3 separate regions of the Homo sapiens genome follow, and all the other regions are linked to region 3. A link is a contact called in ENCODE Hi-C or POLR2A ChIA-PET data. All regions are on one chromosome and are shown on one strand. Each heading gives the region's core, a stretch centred on a gene start or an enhancer-like site at or near the end of the contact. The rest is flanking DNA. Distances are from core to core; before and after follow the strand shown.

The links. Hi-C counts contacts between places; a loop is a spot of excess contacts on that map. ChIA-PET counts read pairs that join two places held with the same protein, here RNA polymerase II (POLR2A). Pooled maps may share reads with other maps.
Region 1: a loop to region 3 is called in a map of CD8-positive, alpha-beta T cell, with 6 times the contacts of the local background. The contact joins the promoter of GPR63 here to the promoter of MMS22L in region 3. A Hi-C loop is called at or near these places in 4 of 168 maps with a recorded cell type or tissue (CD4-positive, alpha-beta memory T cell, CD8-positive, alpha-beta T cell and naive thymus-derived CD4-positive, alpha-beta T cell), 9 of 37 single-sample maps with no recorded cell type and 16 of 50 pooled maps. POLR2A ChIA-PET finds 5 or more read pairs at or near these places in 3 of 52 experiments (OCI-LY7, activated CD4-positive, alpha-beta T cell and activated naive CD4-positive, alpha-beta T cell).
Region 2: a loop to region 3 is called in a map with no recorded cell type, with 15 times the contacts of the local background. The contact joins the enhancer-like site here to the promoter of MMS22L in region 3. A Hi-C loop is called at or near these places in 1 of 168 maps with a recorded cell type or tissue (heart left ventricle), 3 of 37 single-sample maps with no recorded cell type and 3 of 50 pooled maps. POLR2A ChIA-PET finds 5 or more read pairs at or near these places in 1 of 52 experiments (WTC11).

The regions. Positions count from the first base shown.
Region 1 is chr6:96,836,014-96,840,396 of GRCh38, reverse strand. It overlaps GPR63 (G protein-coupled receptor 63), which reads left to right and starts at 2,920. Exons shown (of 2, transcript NM_030784.4): 1 at 2,920-3,129. RefSeq lists a silencer at 3,361-3,410.
Region 2 is chr6:97,667,948-97,671,845 of GRCh38, reverse strand. The region is part of intron 3 of LOC101927314 (a long non-coding RNA gene); the gene reads right to left. Among named protein-coding and RNA genes, the nearest start is that of MIR2113, 350 kb to the left of the region's middle. RefSeq lists an enhancer at 2,779-3,637. Within about 2 kb of position 2,510, at least 5 of the 41 ENCODE cell types and tissues checked have a DNase peak (open chromatin) inside an H3K27ac peak, as active enhancers do; they include heart left ventricle, where a contact is called at or near this core.
Region 3 is chr6:97,281,032-97,285,070 of GRCh38, reverse strand. It overlaps MMS22L (MMS22 like, DNA repair protein), which reads left to right and starts at 1,855. Exons shown (of 25, transcript NM_001350599.2): 1 at 1,855-1,975; 2 at 2,518-2,757; 3 at 3,709-3,834. The coding sequence starts at 2,594. RefSeq lists enhancers at 1,579-1,638, 2,019-2,278.

The DNA of each region.
Region 1 (4,383 bases), core at 1,671-4,170, 450 kb after region 3:
AAAAGCACATGTGTGTTAGGGACATCACAGATACTAAAAAACAGCTATGTACCCTACACAAGTCAACCTTTGAGCTTTCATTTCTTTAGCTCTGAAATGAAAGGGATGTTTTAGGTTATTCTAAAGTCTCTTCCAGTTTATTAGTCTAAATTTCTATGATATATGAGGATTTCTATAAAATGCACAAATGAAGAAAAAAATACAAAACTTTTTTTTTTAGCAACTACTGTAAAAGAAAAGTTCTTGTGTGAGACAAAAAAAGCCTGAAATTTTTTGTCACTTTTTGGTAGGCAAAATAAACACCTTTTCAGAGAGAAAGATAACATCTTTCTCTCTGAAAAGATAAAGTTACTGAAGTTTAAAAACAAAGCTGGGCTCTTTGGCACTTGGATACTGAAATGTGATTATTCGTAGGCCACTTTTTTTTCCCCCAAGTTGAATATATATATATATATCAGGGAATTTCCATGAGCTCTTATCAAATTAAATTGATTGCATAACTAAAAAGGCCTAACAATGAATGTGGGCTTGAGGTACATGGAGGCAGGTTTATAATTTAGGGAAAAATAATTGAATACAATCATGGTTTATATATTGTTTGTTTGCAGGTGGTTTGTGAAATGTCACAAATGTCACTCAGGATCTTCTCAGTGGCTCTGAGGCCAAAGGATGTGGCTGGTTGGCTCAATTACTAGCACCTCCATGACCCATCAGCATTCTCATTCTTCTGATCCTGAGACTGTTGGTAAAGGAGCAGAGAGGTGGTCAGTCCCCTTGGTGACAGTGGTGGTGATGTGTGTATACTGGGGAATGGGGATTGTAGTGGGCATTTATAGTCTTTATCTACTCAACATTCTTTTGCCTTCTTTATTAACAACACTTTAATTTTCCTTTGGGAAACCTCTTTCTTTCTACTCGGTCCCTGTGGTTTGGGTATATATGAAGGGTACATACAATTATTTCCCTTGACCTTTTTGTAGATAAAGGCAAATAACCCCAGCCTGGCAGTGTGCATTCCATCCCATAGTTACAATGGTTAGTTCAGAGATGAACGCAGGATCCACGTGGGTCTGGTGAGACATTCTTCAGCTTGCTTTCTTTCTGATGCGACTAATTGCTAAGGAGGTTGGATGTTAAGACTGGAGATGTAGGTCTTCCCTCTGTTTAGAGAAATAAAACCAGTGCAGTGAAAGCACAATGAAGACAGGGAGAGAAATTGAGTCCTGATGCTCTTTGAGTATCTGGAGTAAAAAGGATTTCTAAGAACGTGTGTGTGTGTGTGTGTGTGTGTGTGTGTGTGCGCGCGCCAGTTCTACTTATGGGATTTATAAACATATGAACCAATAAATTCCAATGCCCTTTGCTGCAGGTTTTGCTAACTCAGTTTGAGTTGTGTGCTGGCCACATCCAACTATCCTGACTTCACTTTTGCTCGCTGATAATCTCCTTTCCCATCTTAAAAGTTTGGTCCAGGCAAGACCATGTCTCCTGCTTTTATTGAGCCCAGGGCTTATTTCGTCTCCATCTGGTTACAGAAGTTTCTTCAACCTTTTGTATAGTCTCCTCTTGCCTTATTCTTCTACAAGTTCAACACAAGTGCTTCTTTCACAGCTGTAGGTGGCAGGAGGCAAAGAACTGAGATGTTCTGGTTCAGTCTCAGGGTAGTGATATGCAAGTGCCTTTGTGTGAATGAGGAAATGCCACTCTCTCCGAGCTTGGTGCTAGGACTGGTGCTCTGGAACCCAGGCTAGATCTTAACTCCAAATTGCCTGCCCACCTCCTCAGACAGAGGACACAGTGCAGAGTACAAACTGCACAACACTATACTGAAGTCCCATAGGTCCAAGAAGCAAGGGTTGGAACTATGAGGTAGAAAAACAAGTCCGTGGACAGTAGCAACCCTCTGCTGCTCATGCCCACTGCTGCTGTGGTCTCTTCCTAGGGTGACGATAGCTGCTGATGCTGGGAGCCTCCTGGGCATCACCACCTGAGGCTGTGGCCTCAGTAATGATCACATATGTTGATAATAGCTGAAAATATCACTTGTCACTGAAAGCAGCATTTTCCACTGTCTCAAGATGATACTTTTTCTGGGGGGTCTTCCTGAGTTGTTTGGCATCTTTACAGCCCATGTGTTGATGAAAGTGAATCGTTTTAGAAATCCAGTGGGAGGCCAGCTGGGGATTGGCCATTGGAAGAGAACAGAGCACCGGGTAAAGGAGGATACCTGGCAATTCTCCCATGCCACACATCAGGGACACCTTCAAGCATTGGTCTAGGGGCCCCAGCTGGCTTTTAGTTATTTCAGTCTTCTGGACGCCTGCGTGAGACCCTCATCATTGTGTTGGAAATGAGGAAGAATAACCAAAGAAGAAACGCGAGTAGCCTCGGGGAACGCAAATCCACTGGGCAGTAGCCACTGGAGGTGCACTCTGGGGGCCCGTGGGAGCGGGAAACCAGGACCCTAAAAGGACTGCCAGGGATTAGGGGCGGGGCGACCGTCTGGGAGCGAGGCGCGGGGTGCAGGGCGCAGGCCAACGACGAGGGTTGCCCCAGTGCCGGGTGGGCGCACTTGCGGTACCCTCGATGCCTTTGCCCAGGCGGAGGAACGATGCGACCTGAGCATAGAGGGGTTCAGGGCAGGGAGCGGTCGAAAGGGGCCGGCGATCCGCCCTGGGGCAGCTCGGGCGTGGCCTCCAGGGATCTCTCCGTCTCTACTTGCCTCCTCCCTCTTTACTTGCCTCCTCCCTCTTTACTTGCCCCCTCCCTTTTTACTTGCCTCCTCCCTCTTTCTCTTCTCTCACTCACCTCCCGGTCTAAAACCGGGGCCGGCGCCTTTAAGAGGGAGCGTTGGTTACCCTGGGGGCGGGAACCCCTCGGCGGCTCGCGAGGCGGCGGCGCTCGTCCGCGATGCTCCTCACTTTCAGCTCCAGCTCCCGCCACCGCCGCCTGTATCGCCGCCGCCGCCACCACCTCCTCTTCGTTGTCCTCCTTCCTCCTCCGCCTGGCAGCGTTGTTCTCTGCAGCGGAGGAGAGAAGTGCTATGTCAGGAAAGTTCCGGGAGGGACTACATGGAGCCATGCTCCCTGGGCTCTTCCGCGGGCGCCCGCGCGCTGCCCTTCGCTTGAGGTGAGGTGAGGCTCGGGATCCCCGGCCCGCGATCCCCGGCCCGCGGGACAGGTAGCCGCTCGGGGCGGGGAGCGCTTGCATCCGCTGCGCTGGGCAGGGCGAGCAGTTTGGCGGAGTGCGGGGAGGAATGAGGCTGGAGAGACCGAAGTTGTGCCGGAGAAGCTTGGGTTTTCGGGAGGGTTTTTGCAGCTGGACTGGAGTTATTTCGGTCGGCGCCACACGGTGGGGACCCGGCGGGGACTCGGTTTCTCCCGGGCCGCCCGCCCCCCTCCCCTGCCCGTCTGAGCGGTTAGGCCTTCTAGGAAAACGGTCGGCTGCAGAGGGGCACCCCATGCCGGCTCCTTTCCTGCTGGGCTGTTCTGGTTGAGAATTCAGTGCTGGGAGTGAGAGGAAGGAGATGAGCTCCACTTGAACTTTTACACGGTGGTCTCGCTGCTTGAGGGCTGAAATTTACCTTGTTTGCGAGAGCGAAAGGTCCTTTCGCGCTCCAACAGTTAAGAGAGGTTCCCTCTTCCATGTGGTTCAGCTTGCGGCGCTGTGTGTTGCATCCTTGGCCGGTTTTCAACGTCGCCCTGATTTCAGTCTTTTCTCCTCTGCCCCTTTTCGGAAACATTCTTCTTTTTAATAATAAAATATGTTGTGGAGGCTCAGAGTGCTTAAAAAAAAAATCCAACAACATATCTTTATGAAAATTTCCCCCAGGGCTTGCCCAAATTTTCAAAGAGATCGTTTAGTCTTGGATGAGACTGAGTCTCGACACTTAGGGAATACAGGCATCCCTATAGTAGCATGCAGGTTTTTAGTGAGGTAGGATGAAGTTTAAACCATATGTTTTTAAAATAGGATTTCTCTTTGTTTATTGGGTGAGCTTGTTTTTCATTATGTCTTAGATTAAGAAGCCTTCAACCAGTTCTAGGAGTAGTGTTTCTAAGAATCATGGATAAAAACCTCATGTTTCTTGCATAAGCTGATACTGCTTCAGACATTCTAATCCATTGACGAGGTATGTAATACGTGTTTCATTTAATGAAACCTAACATAAAAGTACATTTATTGCAGACGTGGATAAGTTTTTTTTCCCACGTGTCCCGTGGGTAAAGGAAGCCCCATTTTCTCACACCCCTAGGTCTCTGCCACACCTCTATTCCTGTTTGCCTTATTCACTCACATTGCCAACTACAAATCTAAGGTGCTGATGAAAAGTCCCTATATTTTGTAAAATGTTGCATAGCCAAAATTTTAGTGACATAATTG
Region 2 (3,898 bases), core at 1,261-3,760, 390 kb before region 3:
TATAGAACCATTATATAAAGGAATATCCAAAGCCTTACTGGAAACTGAAGAAGCTTAGTAGCAAGGTCTAATTTTCAACTACAGTTTGAGTTCTTTGCAGACCATTGAAATAATTACAGTTGCTTTTGCTCAACCTCACAGGAGTCTCATGAAGACTGGATAAGTATGGATGTGTCATGATTAAAGCAAAACATGTGAGGTATGATGGCCTGAGTTGAAGGACTGTTATGCCCTATTACTTACATATTCCTGAGAATATGTATTTCACATCTCTTAGCCTTACCTTCCTCTCCTGTGAAATGAAGTTAATAATACTTAGCTCATAGCGTCATTGGGAAGACTGAGGAGGTTATGAATTTAATGACATCTACAGTAGTACTTAGCATTTAGTATGCATCAATAAGTGTTTGGTGCTGATGCCTTTACGGCTAAAATTTTCACTCTGACCTCTCTAACAGAGATGTCATCTCCATTTCAAAAAGCAAGTTAAAGGCCAAGGGCCAAGGATTGAGAAAAGATCCTTGAGAAAGGACTGCATTTATTGTGAATGGAAAGAAATGGTTCATAACTCCTCCTTTTCTCCTTATTTCAAGAAACTCCTGAAATCTTATCTTGTCCATAAAACCTTCCCATTTCTTGCTTCTCTCTACATCGTACACTTCTATGATGATTCTAACTGTTCCCTCTACTCTCTTCACTGACCCATTGGCATAGAATGTTATTTGCATGCAATTGTTAATTTAGTTTATACACTTAGCTAGTGGCTGTCTTCTAGTCTTTGTGCCTTGTGTGTAAAACTTTGTTAATTCTATATGTCTTAGAGAAAAAAGCTCCCTGGTAGCCTAGGCTTGCTTTTCTTGCCTCTCCATTTGCATAATGTTGTATAGCACCATGTAAATACAGATACTTGATTAATGGTTTCTGACAGATGCTATCAAATAAAATATCAGTACTGCAAAATTATAAATGTATATAGTTCTTCTAACCATAATTTTGATCCTTTTTTTCTAAATCCACATAATTTCACTTTGTCTTGAGCTATACTCCTTGGTGCACTGTAATTTGAATAAAACATACACCTGAAAGATCTACTTAAGAGGAAAAAGACATAAAAACTAAATTGAGAAGCTAAATCAGGCTATTAAAAATAATCAATATTCCCCCATGGGATATCTTCTCTCTCCCTTGCTTCCTCCCTCCCTCGTGTGTGTGTGTGTGTGTGTGTGTGTGTGTCTGTGTCTCACAATGCTTCCATAATGCAACATCCTAGAAAGAGGTGATTGTCAGGATAATAATCTTTATATCACCTATCACCTAACATGTTTATTATCACTTACCTTTATTTAAATACGCAATAGTGAAATGAGTTCATCTGCACCCATCCCTTTTAGTGCAGATTTTTGGTTTGCCCTTAGTATAGCCAAGAAAGAAGATCCCAGCTGGTAACTTTCTCAAAAAGAAAAGAAGAAATGATTTGTAATGGACTGAGCTCAGGGTAAAATGTCAGGTGATCCTGATTTTTTGGGTTACAAAAATCCTTCAAACTTTAAGCTGCTACTAGCCTTGTAGAGATTCTGAACCACTGGAGATGTTAAGTAGAGATTCAGCAGAACTGAAGTATCTTCATGGATTTTATCACTTTGTTGTATAACTGAAACTATAGTTACCATCAGTCACTGTTATTTTATTTCGTGTGTGGTGTGTGTGTGTGTGTGTGTGAGAGAGAGAGAGAGAGAGAGAGAGAAAGAGAGAGAGAGAAAGAGAGATACATTTTGGTCATTTTATTTAAAAATAGTTCACCTTCAGAAATAGAAATATGGGATCTATTGATAAACAATGGTACCACTACGACTCTTAAAATTCAAGAAAACAATTAATTACACAAGAAGAGCTACCCTAAAGTTCTCTCCAGAGAGGTCCCAAAGTCAAGATAAAAAGTCTGTTGTTGGGGACATTTTCAGCATAACCTTCTCCTGGGCAGAAAAATGAGTCACTGCCCATATTTCTCAGTTAATATTTTCTTGCCTTATTTTAATGTAGGAAAATACAGAAACGATCTACAGCTGTAAGAATGTGAAATATTCGGGCATCATTCGGGGTTCTCATATGACAAGATTTATCAATCTTTAAAATGCTCAAAAGGCTGTGAGAACAAAAACTGTCAAACACAATCACACAACGGGGCTCCACAGCACCAGAAGAAATTAAGTGAGGATTTCACCAAGTAAGCTGCTCCTTCACACACTCACAGCAGCCAAGAAGAAACAGCAAGCGCTGCGGAGTTGGAAAAAACCTTGCCTCACATGTGGAATAGAACGACACCTACATAGAAAAATAGCGAGCTGGTGCAGTTATCGGCACTGACATTTCAGCTCAACTCCCTCCCTCCCTCTCTCTCTCTTTCCTCCTCAGTCCCACGGGCAGCTGCGGCATTGACAGAAGGCCTGTGTCAGTTTCCATCTGACTGTCACTCTCACTTCTGCCTCTATTATCAGCAGTGCACTGGGGCAGTCCCCGCTTGGAAGGGCTGCTGATCTCTATCTCTCCACTCTACGCTGCCCCTGCCATGAACCTGACTAAGAAGGAGCCAGCCAGAGAGAGCAGGGGGGAAAGGCTGTGCTCTGGGAAAGGGAACTGGGGGAGGGAGGAGGCGGGCGGTTGGGAGGGAAGAGGATGAGAAAAGAAAAGAGAGAAAAACCAACCAAAAAAGGTTAGGGAGGGTAGGGGTGGGCCAGAGGGTGGGGGCGGTAGCGAAGAGGAACAGACCGAGATGAGTGGGGGGCACTGATACAGTTTGGGTCCTTTTCTTATTTTTCCTATCCATTCTCCAGCGTTCAGTCTTTTGTGTCAGCTTTCAGAAATGCTCTGTTTGACTGGCAGCCTGTCACAGATCAGTTACCACCTAAAGCCGCTTGGCAGCGAGAGGTGACGGCCCAGGAAGGGATCTAAGTGGGTTTATCAGTGCTTCTTTACGCCTCGTGAGCTCCTTGACACAAAAGGAAAGGGTATTAAAGATCTAAAGCGAGCCCAAAAGCGTGAAAGCTCCTTATAGGCTGCAGGATGTGGATGTGACTAAATTTTTAAATATTTTGAGTTGATGCTATTCATTTTGCCAATAGAGTAGAAAGAATTTTTGTTACAGAAATGAGTGTATGTTCCACTTGAGTGAGATTTGGAAAAGGGAGGAAGTCCCTAAAATATGTGCTTAGAATATTACAACCGCCCTGTATTTAAAATCATGCATCTGTTTTGAATATAAATAAAATGAGACGCATTTTAAATAAAAATTTAACATTTACATGATTCAAGTTCATTTTAACATTACAGATTTCACTTTTTATGTTTAAACATTATAATTTAATATTCGGCATTTAATTTTTTTGGTGGAAATGGTAAATATGGAAAAGATCCAGAATTCATTAGTTCTCTGCCATATCTTCTCTCTTGGTCCTTTATGCATGGATTATTATTAAAGTAGTGTATTTTTAGCATGCCAATAGCTTCTCTCAACACATTCCTACAATGATAATGGTCCTACTACAGATATCCAAGGCACAGAGCCGTCCCCTTTTTTACCTAATGATAATATTTACTACTATTTTGTTATCTATCTTAAAAGGCCAAGGCTTCCATGGAATATCATTTGAGACGTATGATAATGAATTATCAATGATAACCTACTTTCTGATATCCAGACCGGACAGATTTAATTTAGAAAATGAGTACACCAAACATACTTCTGATCCCACAAACCACATATGATCATGGCAGCCAGTTTCTCATCACAAGCTATTAACTCTGGCATCAGGAGGCCCTGCATCCTGAATGCCTGCTAAAGGATTCTGGATTTGATTTTTTGTTATAATGAAAATCATGAGAAAATAAGTGATTTTTAATA
Region 3 (4,039 bases), core at 606-3,105:
TTTTTATGTACTGCTGGATTTTGCTTGCTAACATTTCTGCTTTTATGTTTGCATGTGATATTGTATTGTAATTGTCTTTTGTCAGGTTTCGATACCAGTGTGGTGCTAGCCTCATAAAACAAGCATCCAATCTCCTAATTTCTCTAAGAGTTAGTATAGAATTGGTATTACTCCTTCCTTAAATGTTTGGGAGAATTTAATAGTAAGGCCATTTGGCCTGGAGAGTGTTTGTTTGTTTTGTTGCTTTTGAGAAATGGTGTTGCTCTGTTGTCCAGGCTGGAGTACAATGGCACACTCACAGTTCACTGCAGCCTCGAACTCTCCAGCTCAAGTGATCCTCTCACCTCAGCCTCCCTAAGTAGTTGGGACTACAGATGAGCACCACCACGCCTGGCTAATATTTGTATTTTTTTTGTGGAGACAAGGGACAGGGTTTCACCATGTTGCCCAGGCTGGTCTGGAACTCCTGGTCTCAAGGGATCCACCTACTTCAGCCTCCCAAAGCCACTGTGCCTGCCCTGGCCTGAAGTTTTCTTGTAAGAAGTGGTGTGTGTGTGTGTGTGTGTGTGTGTGTGTGTGTGTGTGTGCAGAGAGAGAGGAGGGAGGCTTAACCAAAGATTCTGAGTACTACGATAAATACAGAGATACTCAAATTTTCTTCTTTTGTTGATTTTTGACAGTTTGCGTCTTTTAAGGAATTTGTCCATTTCACCTATGCTTATTGGCATAAAAATGTTCATAATGTTCTTTTAATATCCTTGTCCTTTTAATGACTAAATTTCATAGTGATGAAACCTTTTTAATTCCTGATACTGATAATTTGTTTATTTTCTTTATCAGTTTGGGTAGGGGGGTTATCAATTATATTGCTCTTTTAGAAAAACAACTTTTGCATGTATTTCCTTCCATTTATTTCATCCCATTTATTTCTACTATTTATCATTTCATTCATTTTGCTTGCTTTGGTTTCAATATGCTGGGGGTTTTTTCTAGTTACTTAAGACAAAAGTTTATTGAATTGAGTTCTTCTTTTTAATGTAAGCAGGTACTGTTACAAATTTTAGTGTTTTCATTTTAATTTAATTCAACGTATTTTCTAATTTTCCTGTGATTTTTCCTGATTCACAGGTTAGTTAGAAGTATGATTCTTAATTTCCAAATATTTAGAGTATTTCAAGTATCTACTTTATTTCTAGTTTAATGCCATTATGATCAGACTATACACTTTGTACGATTTAAATCTTTTTAAAGTTGATGACATTTGTTTTATGGCTCGGAATATGGTATCGCTTAGTGAATGTTTCATGTGCACTTGACAGGAGTGTGTATTCTGCTATTGTTGGGTTGGTCACCTATAAACGTCAATTAGGTCAAGTTGGTTAGTGCTTTCCAAGTTTTCCATATCCATACTAATTTTCTGTCTACTTGTTCCATCTGTTACAGAGAAAATTAATTGTTGCACTTGCCTGCCTCACAGTCCATGGACAAAAGGCATCTGCATTCTAACAAGAGTTGCTGGCCCCAGAGCGGGAAGAGGGGACGGCGCGACTGTGGGTGTGAACGAGGCACTCACTTCGCACTCACTGGAGTAAATATCTTCTCTTTGGTCCGGCCAGAGGATAAACCCATAGTCCTTAAGTCCTCTCCTCCGCCTCAGCAGCAGTTCTGTTTTTTTTTTTTTACCAGGCCCCGCCTTTCAGCCGAACGCACCAATTAAAGGTACAAAAAAAAAAGTTTCTCAGTACCTCGTCCCGGACTGACGGACTCTCGCGAGAATTCGTGGGGCTCCGACTGTTTCCGCGCAGATATCGCGAGGCGATTGGTAGCCGGGGGAGGGCTGCGCCGTGGCCCCGCCTTTCCGGAGCGCGGGCGCGCGGTGGCGGGAATTTCGCCTGTTTGCGGTTTAGACCCCAAAGATTCCTGTTGGTGGTCTGGGTCACAGGAGGCAGGTTTCGGGAGCTGGAAATGTGAGCGGGTACGACAGGCACCGCGGGTAACCGACGCCCCGGGTCCTTGCTGCAGCCGGGTACGCGGGATACCGGCACCCCGCCTTCTCCGCCCGAGTGCTGCCAGGCGTGGGCCTGGTGGGTCTCGCCTCCTCCTTGGAGGGTCGGGGTTGGCCCTAGGGGTTGCTTTCCTAATTTCCACCCCGAGCCGGGGAGGGAGCGTTCTCCACCCTGCTGCTGGGAAACGGGCGGAGAGTGGTTTAGAAACGTTGCGGAGGGCGCAGTTCTAGGCAAGCCCGGGACGCTATGTCCTGCAGACATTTCTTTGCTTTTCACCTTGTCCTGGGCTGCAGAGCCCGACTTAGTGGCCGGATTTCGAGGTCCCTGCCACAGCCAGTTGGTTGTGCATTTTGTCTTAAGTTCTGACAGCCTTGATGGACGGAGGGCGAGGGGGAATTGGGAATTTGGCCTCTGGGTTTGTTCGTTTGTTTTTCCTTCCTGCTGGCGGACGTCTTGAGAACTTTCTGAAGTAATCCCCACTCTCTCGGCCCCACCCCCCCCCCCCCAACAGGAATCTCTTCACACCTTCTCTTTGGAGCCCTTAATGATACGACGAACCCCAAGTGTTTCAGAACATGAAGTAAACAATGGAGAACTGTTCTGCTGCATCGACGTTCCTGACTGACAGCTTAGAGCTGGAGCTGGGGACGGAATGGTGCAAACCTCCTTACTTTTCTTGTGCTGTTGACAACAGAGGAGGAGGAAAACATTTTTCTGGAGAATCCTACCTCTGCAGCGGAGCCCTTAAGCGGTAGGTAAAACTCAGAGACATTTTCCCTCATCTGATTATTCACCAGTTTTTTAGGAATGTTAGTTATTTCAGCCCATTAAACTTTGGTGTTCACCAAGTCGTGTTTTATAAATCAGCTTAGTATATCATAAGGGTACAAATGATTATCAGTTCTGCTGGCTTCTTGGTAAGGGCATATCTAAAGTATTTGGGGTATTAGGGAAAACTTCCTTGGTAACTGATGTTCCCTTACTGTAGGGAGCTGGGCACTAATTTTTCTTCTACTTAAAATGAATTCCTAACTATCTGAGCCTTTTGCAGTAGTATTTCCTTCTAAAGAGTGTGATAATATTCTAGAGCTTTCCAGTAATATTTAAGAGAGACAAACATTTTTTATTGCCCCTGTTCCTTCTAATCCTACCTGCACATATAGAAGTGTATAGACTTATTTTGCCTTGGGCAGGTACATATATATTACAGTAAAACTGTTCTTGAAATATTTTGGTAATACCTGCTGAGGCAGTTTCAGTGAGGAAACTATTTTTGTTGACCTTATAGTTGTACCTTGTTAGAAATCTTAAATAGAATACTCAACTTCATTAGTTGGATACTATTCTCCAGACATGGCTCAGAATAACTGTTAGCAGTTTTAAAATTAAATGTCCCCTCAAAGGATGAAATTCTACAACTGAAGACTACTGGTGAAGACAGGCAGAAATATGTTTTTTAGAATTCTTGTTGATTTTTCCTCTTAAGTTACATTACACTTTAGTCGTACATTTTATCAATATAGAAGATTGACGTTTTAATACAGTCTAGCTATTGTAATCTTGAATGTGTAAAGTACCAAGGCATTTTCTGACTTTTTATACATGTCATGTATAATATGGATTCAAATAATGTAAAGAAAAGAGCCGTCGTATTATGGTACTTAGTATACTTTTTATGAGATTGAAACAATTTTCATTTCAGATTGATTTTGAATCTTGACCCTTTACCAACTAATTTTGAAGAAGATACCTTGGAAATATTTGGCATTCAGTGGGTTACTGAAACAGCATTAGTGAATTCATCTAGAGAACTCTTTCATTTATTCAGGTATTTCTTCGTTATAACTTTCTGTGAGTGTAGGTGTTGTTCACTTTTGTAAATTACGTTGTTGGGTGGCTTCTAATACTGATATTACAAAAGACCAGAGGAATTGTGCTGGTTGCTCACTTGATTATCTTACCAGTAACAATAATCAAGCAGCAATGCCTGATGAGTAATGGTTTTAATGAGTTGCGTTTTCAGAATCTTTATT